Regions from separate parts of the Homo sapiens genome. Here region 2 is linked to region 1. Evidence: chromatin loops called from intact Hi-C (ENCODE). Cell type or tissue: Caco-2. All regions are shown on one strand.

Region 1 (8,000 bases):
AAGAAAACATAAAGCAACAATGGAGTAAAAGTGTATTAAAAGATTTATAACACAGATTAAAGTAAACTATGTAACAACAGTCATACAAGGAGTTGTCTAAAGGTTTCTACGTTGTTTGTGAAGTAGTAACATACAAATTATTAAGAAAAAGATATATAAAGACCTAATAGAAAAATGGGCAAGAACCTCGAACCAAAACTTCACAAGACTAGATATCCAAATGGATAGTAAATACATGAAAAGATATTCAACCTCATTATTCATCAGGGAAATGCAAATTAAAATCATGGCAGAACATCACTATACTTCTACCAGAATGGCTACAAGTGAAAAACGCGGACGATAAGTTCTGGTGAGGAGTTGAAGACAGTAGAACTCATACATTATTAGTAGAACTATATATTGGTATAGTCACTTTAGAAAACTCTTTGAAAATATCTTCTAAAGCTGAAAATCCTCTACTATATGGCCCAGAAATTGTACTCCCAGGTATATATCTGAGAGAAATAGTACATAGGACCACCAAAATAAATAGATAAGTATATTTGCACGAACTTTACTCACAGTAGTCAACATCTGGAAATAACCCAAATATTTACCAACAACAGACTGGGTAATTTTTTATTGCTGATATACAATGAAATACTAAACAGCAGTACAAAAAAAAAAAGAGCAAACTGCTGATATATACAAAACATGGGTGAATTTCAAAAAACAAGTGAAAGATGCCATACACAAAAGAGAATATACTGTATGATACCATTTATATGAAGATCAAAAACCGGTAAAAATTCATTAATGGTGAAACAACTTAGGATGATGTTTATTTCATAGTGGTAGGTTACAAACTGGGAAGGGACATGTGAGGACTTTACCCTATGCTGGACATATTCTACACATGAATATGGGTGAAGGTTACATCAGTGTATACATATACAAATATTTATTAGGCTTATACTTAAAAGTAGAATGCTTGCACACTTTGCTATATGTGTATCACCACAGGAAAAAAAAGAAACAGAAAAATTTCAGTCACAAAAGGGAAGTAATTCATATGCAGAGATCTTAACAACTTACGGAAAAACAGAAAATAGTCCATTCTATTGATGTCTACACAGCCTTTTTCTCTACTGGGCCTCTAAAAGTATGACAGTAAAGTTTTGTGATTGTAAAACTTTGATTAGTTACAAAAGTTCCTGATTATTTGTCCATAAATACATTCCTTCATTCACAAAATATGTAAGTAAAATATGTTACATCCTTTATTTTAGAGAAAAAAGCAGAAAAAGGAGACAGTAGTACTGGGGATATATATATGATTAAATTATAAATAGGATGGTCAGGAAAACCTTCACTGAAGGCCTCATTCAATTAGAGACTTGCTTCAAATAGAGAATATTCTAACATTCAAAGGTCGAAGAGTTAAGGAAAACTTAGCAAAGGAGACTGGGAAGGACAGGTTTATGAGGAAAAAGAAAACCAGGAGATAAAGTGCCCCAGAAGCCAAAAAAAAAAAAAGAGAGCGTTATCAGAAGGAATAAAAGGTCCATAGGGTCAAATATTGCTGATAGGTTAAAAGGTGAAGACAGAAATCATCACTGGATTTTACAACACAGGATAGGGAAATAGACTAGGGGAAATAGCATGAAGAGCTGACTTGAGGTGAGTGTCTGTGAATCTGAATTAATATTAGTCAGCACGTTGTGGGTGTTTTAAGCAAGCTGTCTTCAGCTGGATAGTTGAAGATACAAAGTTGTATTCAAACACAGTTGGGGTTCTGCCAAAGGTATTTGACAAAGAGAAAGAGGAACAATAGATTTGAAGGTATATGCCAGGGTATGACTATGGCTGACCAGAGAACGAAAAATGAGGGTATAAATAGCAGAGTTAAACGGTGATAGACTTGTAGGTAACGGTGGCAGTGAAGAAATACTGGAGTTAAGGGGTCAGAGAGAGAGCACTAAAAATTATGAGCAGGAGATTATAAAAGATTTGCTGGAAACTGCGATTAAAGAAGAGTTTTAGGTATTGTAATCTTAAGACATATCTTATTACCATAGGATGGACTGGATGAAACCAGGTGGAGTAAACAATCACTGAAGGTGAAGACTCAAGAAACTCACTCAGAATCTTAAAAAGTTTATGTGTATGTGCATTTTAAAATCACCAAATATGGCAGAAGCAATGCTGCAGAGAATGACAGTGTGAAAGGAGCTAGAGCTCTTAAAGATTGAGCAAATAATATAGGAAAAGTCATTAAAGTGCTATAACGAAGTGAGGAGGGTCCCATTTCCCCATCCCCAAAGGTATTCCCACACATTTTTATAAACATAAATATGTACCCACAGGAGACCAAAGCTATTTTGTTGTTGTTTACTATTAACTGTGTGATTTTACATAAATGGTATTATGCTGTGTTCTGCATACATCTCTACAACTTGATTTTTCACCACTTAAAATAATTTTTTTCAAAGATAAAACAACCACTTATAATAAACAGCTCATAACACTGTGAGTACAATTCAAAAAGTGAAAATATATTTAAAATATATTTACCTTGAAGTTTTCTACTGAGTTCAAGTTTTTCTTGCTCAAGGCGCTTAATTCTTCTTTCATAAGCTTCAGTTGCTAAGTTGTTGTCTAGAGTCCTCTGAACATTAACATCAAGATCCAGTGAGGTGGGACCAGCCGTAACTCTTAAACAGCTCCGATCAGAAAGTACACTGAAGAAAAGAAAAAAAAATGTAGGTTCATACTGTGATAAAAAGCTTGAAGAAAAACGTTAACATTTTTTAAAAATTGTTTTTAACTGACTCCACATTTATGGCAAAAACATTTTTAAATTGCTCATTTAAAACACAGATCTGAATATCTTGCAGTTAGCCAGCTGGAATAATTATAAAAATTTGTTTGCAAAATCACCATAAACTGTTTTTAGAAGCATTTTAAAAAATGAAAACCTAAAATCCCCCAAATTATTATGATTTTAAAAACCCCACAAATTATAAAATTAAGTTTGCTGAAGGGTTACTGGTAGTTTAAAACAATTTGACCACCTAGGTGAAACAGTAGTAGTCAAAAGCACCAACCACGGCCCTCTTTACTAGAATTTGAAATTCAAAAGCAAGTTTCTGTCTTTAATTCAATACAATTTAAATAAAAATGCTGAAACTGCTGGACATTTGGTGGTGAACAAAACAGACAAAAATCCTTGCCCATATAGAGCTTATATTCCAGTGACTGAGACAGAAATAAAGAAAATAATGGAGATATTCATTACATTAGAAAATGTTAAATGCTAAGGAGAAAACATAAAGCAGGAAAGGGAGAAATAAAGTATTGAAGAGGAGGAAATAAAAATTTAGATAAAGAAGTTAGGAAAGCTGTCACTGCTAAAGTAACTTTGGAAAAAGCTAAGTAAGGGTGAGGGGACCAGTTAAGGGAATATCAAAAGAAAGAATGTTCCAAGCAGATGAAACAGAAGTACTAAAGCCCCGAGACAAGAGTATGTCTGGCATGTTCACAGCCCAGAAAGGAGGCCTGTGTGGATGGAGTTGAGTAAACAAGGAAAAATAAACTCAGAAAGATAAAAGTAAGGCAGTCATGTAGGGCCTTGTAAGAAGTTTGATTTGGAGTTAAAATATGAAGCCACTGGAGTTGGGGATGGGTGGACTGGTTCTGAACAGGGGAGTGACATGTTCTGATTATCTTTTAAGAGGATCACCTGAACAGGATCAGAGAACTAAAAGAAAGTTATTTACATAGTAAGTGGGTGGTTAAGACAGATTTTTAAGTAGACGAGAGGAGAGGTCTCAGTTGGAGATGCACGTTTAGGAGTCATCAGCAAATCTTTGGGAGAACACTACAGAGTTTAGATGGAAAAGAGAAGTCCAAAGACTGAGCCATAGGACACTCTGATATTAACAAGCCAGGGAAATCAGGAGGGATCAGGTATGGAGACTGAGAAGGAATGACCAGCAAGGTGAGAGAAACTCAGTCAAGTGCCCTAGAAGACAGGAGAAGGTGGTATTTTAAAAGTATGGAGCTGTGGCAAATAAGATGAGACTAAGCAAATAAGTAAGACTAGGACTGACAAGTGATCATTAGATTTAGCAACATGTTGGTCAACAGTGACATCGATAAAAGTAGTTTGCATGAAGTGATGGGGGCACACACCTGACTGGAATGGATTCAAGAAACAACAGTATGAGAAACATAAACAAAATATAGTCAACAGTTGAAGTAAATTTTCTATAATGTAAAGCAGAGACATGGTTGATAAGAGGTAAAGGAAGAGGAATCCAGATTTTATATTTTGCATTAAGATGGAGAACTGACATTTGTAAGCTGATAGAAATGATCTGATGATGCAGATGACACAAGAAGAAAAAAATTCATGACATGAAAGCAAAACATGCACTAGACTAGCCAGGAAGGGATGGAAGATACTGGCCTTACTAGAGGCTTGCACAGTTCATCCATGAAAAGAACAGAGAATTTGGGTCTAACAGTAAGTAGGCGGTAAATATGGTAACTGGAGCTTGTGGAAGTTGTCTGCGGTTTGCCTCAATCCTTTCAGTGAAAGGAGATGCAAGCTGAAAGTGAGGATGACAGAGGTTTCAAACTCAAGTAGAAAGAAATAGGCCAGATGCAGTGGCTCACATCTGTAATCCCAGCAACAGGGGAGGTTAAGGCCAGAGGACGGCTTGAGGAGTAGGAGGCTGTAGTTATCTATGACTGTGCCACTGCACTCCAGCCTAGACAGCACAGCAAGACTCCATTTCTAAATCGTTTTAAAAATTAGCTGGGCATGGTGGCTTGTGCCTATTGTCCCAGCTACTCAGGAGGCTGAGGCAGGGGGATCATTTGTGCCCAGGAGTCTGAGGCTATAGTGAGCTAGGACTGCACCACTGCATTCCAGCCCTTCTGCTGCCCAGAACAAGACCCCATCTCTTAAAAAAAAAGAAAGTAAAAAATAGTTACTAGGTGAGTGGAAGAGTGAATATACTAGGGTAATACAGTACATTTGTCAGACAAGGGGGACTTGAGGTTGGTAATCATGAATTTAAAGTAGACCAGTAAGAATAGTCAGCTATTTTTTCTAGTCATTTGGAACTGTACAGGTAGAGAATAAAATTGTAATAGTTAATGTTCACTTAGCAAAACAAATATAACAGAATGAGAGACAGTCAAAGGAACTGAAATGGCATACAAGGAGTGATTATAATCATTCTCAATGGAATTTAAACAGGGTAAGGGGGAAATAGGGAATATAAGTGAAGTGAGGGTCAGTGAAAGGATGGTAGAATTAATGGGTTGAAAGTTCTCCTGCTTGACATCTAGAGAATATTCAACAGCGTGAAACTCTTCTAATTACTGCTTCATTGGTAAGGATTAGATTCTGAGCTCTCTGTTCCATTCTTTCCCCTCCAAAACGAGTTAAGATTTTCATGCGTTCTATTCATTTTGTAATGCTTAACTTTCTATTTCCAGCAGTAGGCTCACTCTATTTTTTAAAAAGTTTTAATTCACAAAGTTTTCTCATACATCTTTTACGAACCTCAATTCAATTTAATTTGCTTTAAATTGTCCAAACTATGTTAACTTTTTTTTTTTTTAAGACAGAGTCTCGCTCTGTCACCCAGGCTGCACTGCAATGGCGCAGTCTCGGCTCACTGCAACCTCCACCTCCCAGGTTCAAGTGATTCTCCTGCCTCGGCCTCCCGAGTAGCTGGGATTACAGGCACCTGCCACCACGCCCACCTAAGTTTTGTATTTTTAGTAGAGATGGGGTTTCACCATATTGGCCAGGCTGGTCTCGATCTCCTGACCTCATGATACACCTGTCTTGGCCTCCCAAAGTGTTGGGATTACAGGCGTGAGCCACTGCACTTGGCCCAAACTATGTTAACTTTTCAAACTTACCAGCTACTAGTATATGTAAAACCAACAAATGGCAGATGGTGGCCAGAAAATGCAGTATGTGTTGGTGGGGGCATCGTTTCCTAAAGGAGGAAAAAACATCTGGTAAGAAATAGATAGCTATATGATCTGTAGGCTTGGCTATAAATATAAAATGCCAAAAAGAAATATTTAAAAAAAAATTGTGACTGTTCAATTTTAAAACACTGGTAAGTTTGGTATAGTTGTTTAGTGATATAAAATTTAGACCATGAACACTGCTACTCTAAAATTCTAATTAAAGTAAAATGAAGATTCAAAGTCTGATATTGAGAATACAGTCATTATTATTCATGTATTCTGTATTTGCAAATTTGTGTAGAAGCTAATATTTATTTGTAAACCCCAAATCAATACTTGTGGTAATTTTATGATCATTTGTAGACACGTGCAGAGCAGAGAAAAATTTGAGATGTCCTATGCTCACATTCCCAGCTGAGGTTGAACAGGAGAGGCTCTGCCTTCTCATTTAAGCTCTCATATTATAAACAAGTGTCCTCTACAGGGTCTCTTTGGTGTCATGCATTTCACATTTTTGGGCCCTCTGTATGTGATTCACTGCTTGCAAAGGCTCCCAAGCATAGTGCTGAAGCGCTGTCTAGTGTTCCTAGCGCCAGAGGACAGTGATGTGCCTTTATGGAGAAAATAATGTGCTAGAAAAGCTTCATTCAGGCACGAGTTACAGTGCTGCTGGTGGTGAGTTCAGTGGTGAGTTCAGTGTTAATGAATCAACAACATATGTTATATAAAGTGTCTTTAAAGAGAAGCACACATAAAACAAGACTATATATTGATCAGTTGATCAGAGGCTCACAGAAACCTAACCCTGTATTTCCCTCAGAGCAATGGTTCAATATTAGCTAACAGTGTTCAAGGCAACTATATAGAACATAACCTCCATGAATAATTAGGATCAACTGTACTATGTATTTAATTTGGAATGATTCATAATTTGTTAACAGTAAATATAATTCTATTTATAAAAAATTGGTAAGAGAAGTCAGTTTAATTATTCTTTGTGAAGTTTAGACAGGAAAGTATGAGAAATTTTTATCTGCCTTGAATACAGTACTAGGATGGTTTTACAATTATCAGTTATCAAACAGTGATCACAGCTTATTGTATTGAAATAGTATTCACTGTTTCAGTGAAAAGTTATATAACGTGTACCGATTATGTACCCACAAAAATTAAAAATAAAGATTTTGTTAAGTCATATAACATTAACATAAAAATTTTTAGTACAGGATTAAAGCCATAGTAAATAAAATAACTGAATAAAAATAAAAGCTCAAATTAAGAAGGCTAAAAAGGGGCCGGGAGCAGTGGCTCATGCCTATAATCCCAGCACTTTGGGAGGCTGAGGAGGGCGGATCACAAGGTCAGGAGATCAAGACCATTCTGGCTAACACGGTGAAACCCCGTCTCTACTAAAAACATAAAAGTTAGCCAGGTGTGGTGGCGCACGCCTACAGTTCCAGCTACTCAGGAGGCTGAGGCAGGAGAACGGCGTGAACCCGGAAGGCGGAGCTTGCAATGAGCCGAGATTGTGCCACAGCACTCCAGCCTGGGAGACAGAGCGAGACTCTGTCTCAAAAAAAAAAAAAAAAAAAAAAAAAAAAAAGAGGAAGGCTAAAAAGGCAAAAAACTCAAAAATTTTAAGTTCTTATTTTCCTAAATTTTAATCTCATATAACCTAAAGGGTTATAGCAGAGGTCAATATACTATGTTGGCCTGTTTTGGCATGGCTCACAAGTTAAGAATGGTTGAATTATTTGGCTATTGGACTGGCCGAATAATTGGCTTGAGGTCTGTATTCACCTCAGGCAGGGCTATACCTCAGAGCTATACCACGTCTGTGGACTATTTTCCCTATTGATTTCCTACCAAGTTTGCTATTGTTAGCAGCAACACACTGGGCTTGGGTATTTAGTCCTGGAATCTGCCCTCTGTATCAGCAAAGCTGCTGATTTTTCTATCCAGTTCCATGCTACTAGTACTACTGTCCCAGACCAAGTCAGTAGTGGGGATGGACGTGT
Region 2 (8,000 bases), 100 kb after region 1:
AAGAAAATATGAAGAAGACCTATACATTAAAACTATAAAACATCCTTGAGAAAATTAAGTTAGACCTTCAAAAAACAAAGAGAAATATCTGCTTCAGAGACTAACAGACTCAACATTATTAAGATATTGGTCCTCCCAAAATTTATCTATGTACTCAGTGCATACTCAATTACATCAGTAGGCTTTTATAAAAATTGATATATTGATTCTAAAATGCAAAAGTCTTCGAATAATTAAAACAATCTTGAAAAAGAACAAAGTAGGACTCCATACACTCAGAGTTCATTACACAATCTCAACATTAGTATAAAGCTATAGGAATCAAGACTGTGGTATTAGCATAAAGGCAGACAATGAGATAAAGAGAATAGAGAGGACAGCAATAGAGCACATGGTCTTTTTACTAAGGTGCTAAAATGACTTAATAAAGGGAAAACAGCCTTTTCAACAAATGGTGCTGAAACAACTGGCTACAAATACAAAAAAAAAAATGAATCTCAATGCCGATATCACATCAGACATGAATTTGAGATGGATCACCAATCTAAATATAGTAGCTAAAAATAGAAGGCTTTTAGAAAAAAAAAACATAGATATCTTTGTGATCTGAGTATAAACAAGGATTTCTTAGAACACAGAAAATACTAACTGTAATAGAAAACAATTGATAAAATTATACCTTCAAAATTGAAAACTTCTGCTCTAAACGATAATTTTTTTAAAAAATGAACAAACCACACAGTCTGAGAAAATATTGCTAAAACATCTGACAAAGAACTCCTACAGCTCAACAATAAAAATACAAACATTTCAATTTCTAAAGACTGAGCAAAAAATTTGAACATATACCTCACAAAGGAAGATATAAAAATGGTTAATAGGCACACAAAAACCCCATGATTATGCTGATATATAACACAAATGCAAACAACAATGAAAATTAAGACCACAGAATACCACTACATACCCACTAGAATGGCTAAAATTAATATTAACAACAAAAAATATTAGGCAAGAACAGGGCATAAGTAGGAATATAAAAATGGTACAATCCAACTGGAAGTAGTATGCCAGTTTCTTTTAAATTTAAACATGCAACTACTGCCTAGCATAGCAGTTCCACTTCTGGTTATTTACCCAAAGAAAACAAAAACATATTTCCATAAAAACCTGTAGGAGAATATTCATATCAGCTTTATTTCTAATAGCCAAAAAATTGGAAACAAATGTTCATCAATAGGAAAATGAATAAACTGTGGAACATTGATAAAATGGTATACTGCTCAGTAATAAAAACGATTAATACATGCAATTGCAAGGATGAGTCTTGGACATTATCCTGAGTGAAAGGTGGACACAAAAGAGTACATACTGTATAATTCCATTTATATGAAATTTTCAAACAGTCAAAATTAATCTACAGTTAAAACTCAGAACAGCGGTTGCCATTTGATGGAAGCTGTGGGGAACCAACGAGGAAGAAAACTTCCCAGGGTGACAGAAATATTCTGTATCTTGATAAGGGTGATCCATTTTCCAAAACCTCAAGGAACTGTATATATACAATTAGGGTATTTCAATGTATGTAAAATTTTCCTCAGAAGATCTAAACAAACAACAAAAAGATTTTGTGCTCCTTGTTCATATGGCTTCACCAGTGAGGTCTTCTTGGCATTATTAAAAAGAAATAACACCAATCTTACACAAATGCTTTCAGAGAATTGAGAAAAAACACTTTCCAAATTGTCTTATGAGCTTAAATAATATCGTTCCAAAATGTAAGATTATAAAATAGACAAAGGCCAATCTGTCTCATGCACATAAACAAAAAAATTATAAACAAAATATCAGCAAATCAAACCCAACTATATATTAAAAGGCCAACTGAATTTCTATAGTACTGTAATATTGGTATATTTGAAAATTATAATATCAATATTAGCCAAATATCATAGTAAAATCATATCAAAACAGATATAGATGGAGCTTTTGATAAAAGTTAGCTCCTATTAATGATAAAAGCTATCTACAGACTAGGGCAAGAAGGAAAAAGAGTAATCATTTTTTTGAAAAGTAGTAGTAGCAAACTTCTTAATCATTAGTAAAATGCTGAACACTTTCTCCTGATTCACAAACCAGACAAGGATGATGCCCACTTTCAGCACTTAAATTCAACATTTTATTAAAGATCTTCTCTATTACAATAATAGAGGAAAAAGAAATAAAAGGAATAAATATTGGGAAGAACAAATGCTATCATTAATTGAAGATCAAGATGAACATATAGAGAATTCAAAAAATTTATGTACAAACTAGAAGAAGTTAATATAATCAAGTTCCTTAAATAAAAGATTAATATTTTTAAAGCCAATTGTATTTCTACCACAGCAAGAAAATAAAAAATAGAATTCTAAAACTATCCTTTACTAGCTTACTAAAAAACATCAGACTCAAAAAAATTAAATAAAAAAAGAATTGGATTGGGGCAGATAAAAAAAAGAAATCAGACCCATAAATTTAGTGAAACATGAACAAGACATCTACATTGAAAAATATTCCTCAAAGAACAAAAACAGAAACACCATTTGACCCAACAATCCCATTACTTGGGTATATACCCAAAGGAATATAAATTGTTCTCTTATAAAGACACAAGCACACATACATTCACTGCAGCACTATTCACAATAGCAAAGACATGGAATCAACCTAAATGCCCAGAATGGTAGACTAGATTTTTAAATGTGGTACATATACACCATGGAATGCTATGCAGCCACAGAAAAAAAATGAGATCATGTCCTTTGCAGGGACATGGATGGAGCCGGAGGCCATTATGCTCTGCAAACTAACACAGGAACAGAAAACCAAATACCCCATGTTCTCACTTGTAAGTGGGAGCTAAATGATGAGTACACATGGACACATAGAAGGGAACAACACACACTGGGACCTGTCAGAGGACAGAGGGTGGGAGGAGGGAGAGGATCAGGAAAAAATAACTGATGGGTACTGAGCTTAATAGGGCGATGAAATAATCTGTACAACAAATGCCCATGACACAAGTTTACTTATTTAACAAACCTGCAAGTGTACCCCTGACCTTAAGAACTGTTTTTAAAAAAGACTTCTACATTGAAAACTGTTTTTAAAAAATTAATAAGTGGCACACATAGGGGCCCAACTTAAAAGTTTCTTTGCAATTAAATGTGAAAAAGGTAGTCTTTAAAACAAACAATAATCAGAAACCACAAAGAATAAAGTGAACTTTGACCTATACCTCAGAAAACACAAAACAGTCAATACCAGAGAGATGAGACATCTAAATGTGAAAGGTTTGTCTTGAAAGATCAAAGAAAGAATTTATTTTAATTATTGGAAAATATGTTCATGACCTTGAGGTTAGAAAAAAACTTCTTAAAAACACAAAAATCACTAATTATAAGTAAAAGTTTAATTAATTGCACTCCATTAACATTAAGAATTTCTGTTCAATACAAGATCTTTGGAGAGAGGGAAATGCCAAGCCACGGAAAAGATTTGTCACACACACACACACACACACACACACACACACACACGTGTGCACATCTCCAACAACAGATTTGAATCTAGAATATGACGATAAGTCAGACAACTCACCCATGCAACTCCTACTTACCCAACCCCAAAATGTGTACTTCATGGAAAGGATATCTAAGTGATGTGAGGTGATATGAAAATGTGTTCAAATGTAGGCGCTATCAAGAAATGCGAAATGAAATAACACAATACGGCCACTCACTCACCAAAAAAAAACTAAAGTAAAAAAAAAAAAAGACCCATGTTAGCGAGGTTATAAAGCAACTGGGACCTTTATACACTGTTGACGGGAATATAAATCATTAACCACTTGGGAAGTTATTTGGCATTATCTGCTAAAGCTAAATAAGCCTACCCTGTGACCCAGCAATTCTAAATTTGTATCAAACACAAATAAGTGCTCATAGCTCCCAAAAGATATGCACAAAAATGTTTCTAACAGCATTATTCATAATGGCCAAAAACCATAAACAACTTGAACACCATTAATAAATAACTTGTGACATATTCATATTAAGAAAAATACTGTGAACCAGTGAAAAACAAGAATGAATTACAAAAGTGTACTGTTGAGCACAAGAAGCCAGAAACCAGAGTATATATTACATAATTCCATTAACATAAAACTCAAAAACAAGCAAAAAAAATCTATGGTGATAGAAGTCAGAATAGTTAACAAGGAAGTGATTATTCACATGGTGGGGGGGGGCAATGGGAGCCTATCAGAATGCTAGAAATGTACTATATCTTGATCTGCTTGATGGTTTATACAAACTCATACAAATGTAAAAATCTGGCTATGGCCAGGGGTGAAGCAAGGTAGCAGAATAGAAGCCTACACCATTCAAGCTCTCCCACACCATGCTGGAACAGCAAATTTTAAAAACTATCTGCAAAGAGAAAAGCACTCTCACAAGAACCAAAACTCAGGTAAGCAATCACAGTACCTGGTTTTAACTTCATATCTTGAAAAAAAGGCATTGAGGAAGACAGGAGAGACAGTCTTGAATCATGGATGCCACCCCTATTTCCTATTCCCTGGCAATGGCCATGAGGTAGAGAGAGAGAATATACTTCAGGGAGGGAAAGCGCAGAGACTCAGTGCTGCCCTGTCACAGCAGAGAATGAAGCCCTGCTGGGCTCAGCCAGTGGCCATGCTTGGAGGGGCATTTGACTAGCTCTAGCCAAAGGGGAGTCACCCATCCCAGCAAGTCAGAACGAGTTTCCCAGCAAGCATCACCACTGCAGGCTGAAGTGCTCTGGGGTCCTAGGTAAACCTGAATGGCAGTCAAGTTGGGTTCTAACAAGGACTCCAATTCCTAGGCAACTCCTAGTGCTTAGAGCCAGTGAACTAGGGTTGCTCATGACCTAGGGAGGCATCAGCTGTCCATCCCCCAACCCAGGCAGTGCAGCTCACAGGAACCAGACTGACTCCTTCCTTCTGCTTAAGAACAGAAGAGCAAAGAGTAAAGAGGACTTTGTCTTGCATCTTTTTTTTTTTTTTTTTTTTTTTGAGACGGAGTCTCACTTTGTCGCCTGGGCTGGAGTACAGTGGTGCCATCTCAGCTCACTGCCAACCTCTGCCTCCCAAGTTCAAGCAATTCTCCTGTCTCAGCCTCCCGAGTAGCTGGGACCACAGGCACGTGCCACCTCACCCAGCTAATTTTTGTATTTGTAGTAGAGACAGGGTTTCACCATGTTGGCCAGGCTGGTCTCAAACTCCTGACCTCAGGTGATCTGCCCACCTTGGCCTCCCAAAGTGCTGAGATTACAGGCGTAAGCCACCATGCCCAGCCCCGACATTGTCTTGCATCTTGGATACTAGCTCAGCCACACTAGAACAGAGCACCAGGCAGAGCCATGAGGCCCCCATTCCAGGCCCTAGCTCCCCAATGATATTTCTAGACACACTCTGGGCCAAAAGGGAACCGGCTGCCTTGAAGAGAAGGATCCAGTCCTGGCAGGACTCATCACCTGCTGACTAAAGAGTTCTTGGGCAATGAATTGCCACTGGGCACCAGCAATACCCAGGGAGTATGCTGTGGGCCTTGAGGTCTGAGACTACTTGCTTCAAAGGAGACCCAGCACATTCCCAGTTGTGGTGGCCACTGTGAAAGACTCCTTCTGTCTGAGAAAAGCAGAGGGAAAAGTAAAGGGAACTTTGTCTTGCTTTCAGGTATCACAGTGGGACAGAACAAAAGGCAGGCTTTTCAGATCCCCAAGTCCAGCCTCTTGGACACCATTTCTGGACCGGCTCTGGGCCAGAGGGGGGCCCACTGCCTGAAGGGTGAGTCCGAGGCCTGGCAGCACTCACCACAAGCTGATGAAAGAGCTCTTGGGCTTTAAGTGAACACTGGTGGTGTGGCCTGGCAGAACTGCTCATGGAACAGTCATGGTGCTGGCCACAGAGAGACGCTCCTCCTCTGCATGTGGAAAGGGGAGAGAAGAGCGGGAAGAACTTTTTGTATTGTGGTTTGAATGCCAGCACAGACGTAGTAAAAATAAAACATCAGGTAGATTGCTAAGGTTTTTAACTAGAATCGCAGGCTACCAGACAGCATCTCTGGACACACCCGGGGCCTGGGGAAACTCACCACCCTGAAGGGAAGGGCCTTGGGCAAGGCCCAGTGCTGTGCTGGCTTCAGGTCTGACCCAGCACAGTCCCAGTGATGGTGGCCACAGGGGTGCTTGTATCACCAAATCCCCAGAGTTCCAGGTGGCTCGATACAGAAAGAAAGACCCAATATGTTTGGAAGAAAGTAAAGTAAAAGAATAAGAGTTTTTGCCTGGTAATCCAGAGAAAACTTTTGGATCTTATCCAAGACCACCAAGACAATACCTATATAAGACTGCAAAAACCACTGTGTTATTGGCCTTTGAACCCAAGTCCCTTCAAATACCTGGAATGCTTTCCCAAGAAAGACAGGTACAAACAAGCCCAGACTGCAAAGTCTACAATAAATACCTAACTCTTCAATGTCCAGACACCGAAAACATCTAAAAGCATCAACACTATCCAAAAAACCTGACCTCACCAAATGAACTAAATAAGGCACTGGGGATCAATCCTAGAGAAACAGAGACACATGACATTTCAGACACAGAATTCAAAATAGCTATTTTGGGCCAAGCACGGTGGCTCACACCTGTAATCCCAGCACCATGGGAGGCCGAGGTGGGTGGATTACTTGAGGTCAGGAGCTCGAGACCAGCCTGGCCAACATGGTGAAACCCCATCTCTACTAAAAATATAAAAATTAGCCAGGGGTGGTGGTGGGTGCCTGTAATCCCAGCTACTCAGCAGGCTGACATGGAAGAATCACAGAACCTGGGAGGCAGAGGTTGCAGTGAGCCAAGATCGTGTCACTGCACTCTAGCCTGGGCAACAGAGCGAGACTTTGTCTCAAAAAAAAGCTATTTTGGCCAGGTGCAGTGGCTCATGCCTGTAATCCCAGCACTTTGGGAGGCCAAGCAGGCAGATCACTTGAGGTCAAAGACCAGCCTGGCCAACATGGTGAAACCCTATCTCTATTTTTAAAAAAATACAAAAATTAGCCAGGCATGATGGTGCACGCCTGTAATCCCAGCTACTCAGAAGGTTGAGGCAAGAGAATGGCTTGAACTTAGGAGGCGGAGGTTGCAGTGAGCTGAGATCGTGCCACTGCACTCTAGCCTGGGTGACAGAGTGACAGTCCATCTTAAAAAACAATAGCTACTTTGAGGAAACTCAAAGAAATTCAAGATAACACAGAGAAGGAATTTGGGATTCTATAAGATAAATTTCACAGATTAAAATAATTAAAAACGGGGCCAGGCGTAGTGGCTCATGCCTGTAATCCCAACACTTTGGGAGGCCAAGGCAGGCGGATCATCTGACGTCAGGAGTTCGAGACCAGCCTGGCCAACACTGTAAAACCCCATCTCTATTAAAAATACAAAAATTAGCCAGGCGTGGTATGCACCTGTAGTCCCAGCTACTCAGGAGGCTGAAGCAGGAGAATCGCTTGAACCTGTGAGATGGAGGCTGCAGTGAGCCGAGATCACACCACTGCACTCCAACCTGGGTGACAGAGTGTGACTCCATCTCAAAATAAATAAATAAACAAACAATAATTTTTAAAAATCAAGCAGAAATTCTAGAGTTGAAAAACTCAACTGACATGTTAAAGAATGTATCAGAGTCTCTTAATAGCAGAACTGATCAAGCAGAAGCAAGAATTAGTGAGCTTGAAAATGGTCTATTTGAAAATACACAGAGGTGACAAAAGAATGAAAAAGAATGAAGCATGTATAAGATCTAGGAAACAACCTCAAAGGGTAAATCTAAGAGTTATTGACCTTAAAGAGAAGGTAGAGAAAATAAGAGTAGAAAGTTTATTAAAGGGATAATAAGAACTTTCCAAATCTAGAGAAAGATA

Evidence for each region. Peaks named below come from ENCODE experiments on the same cell type or tissue, not always from the same donor. Only the 100,000 strongest peaks of a DNase experiment are listed, where the experiment ranks them.
Region 2: a loop joins it to region 1, with 10 times the contacts of the local background. A loop is called at or near these places in 3 of 110 quality-filtered maps.

What each region holds. Positions count from the first base shown.
Region 1 is chr1:227,137,020-227,145,019 of GRCh38, forward strand. It overlaps CDC42BPA (CDC42 binding protein kinase alpha), which reads right to left. Exons shown (of 37, transcript NM_001394014.1): 9 at 5,926-6,005; 10 at 2,557-2,723. Among named protein-coding and RNA genes, the nearest start is that of CDC42BPA, 180 kb to the right of the region's middle. In Caco-2, no CTCF peak of the experiment used is centred here; a DNase peak (open chromatin) is centred at 3,572.
Region 2 is chr1:227,240,213-227,248,212 of GRCh38, forward strand. All of the region lies in intron 2 of CDC42BPA (CDC42 binding protein kinase alpha), which reads right to left. Among named protein-coding and RNA genes, the nearest start is that of CDC42BPA, 74 kb to the right of the region's middle. In Caco-2, no CTCF peak of the experiment used is centred here; no DNase peak of the experiment used is centred here; H3K4me3 peaks cover 406 bases.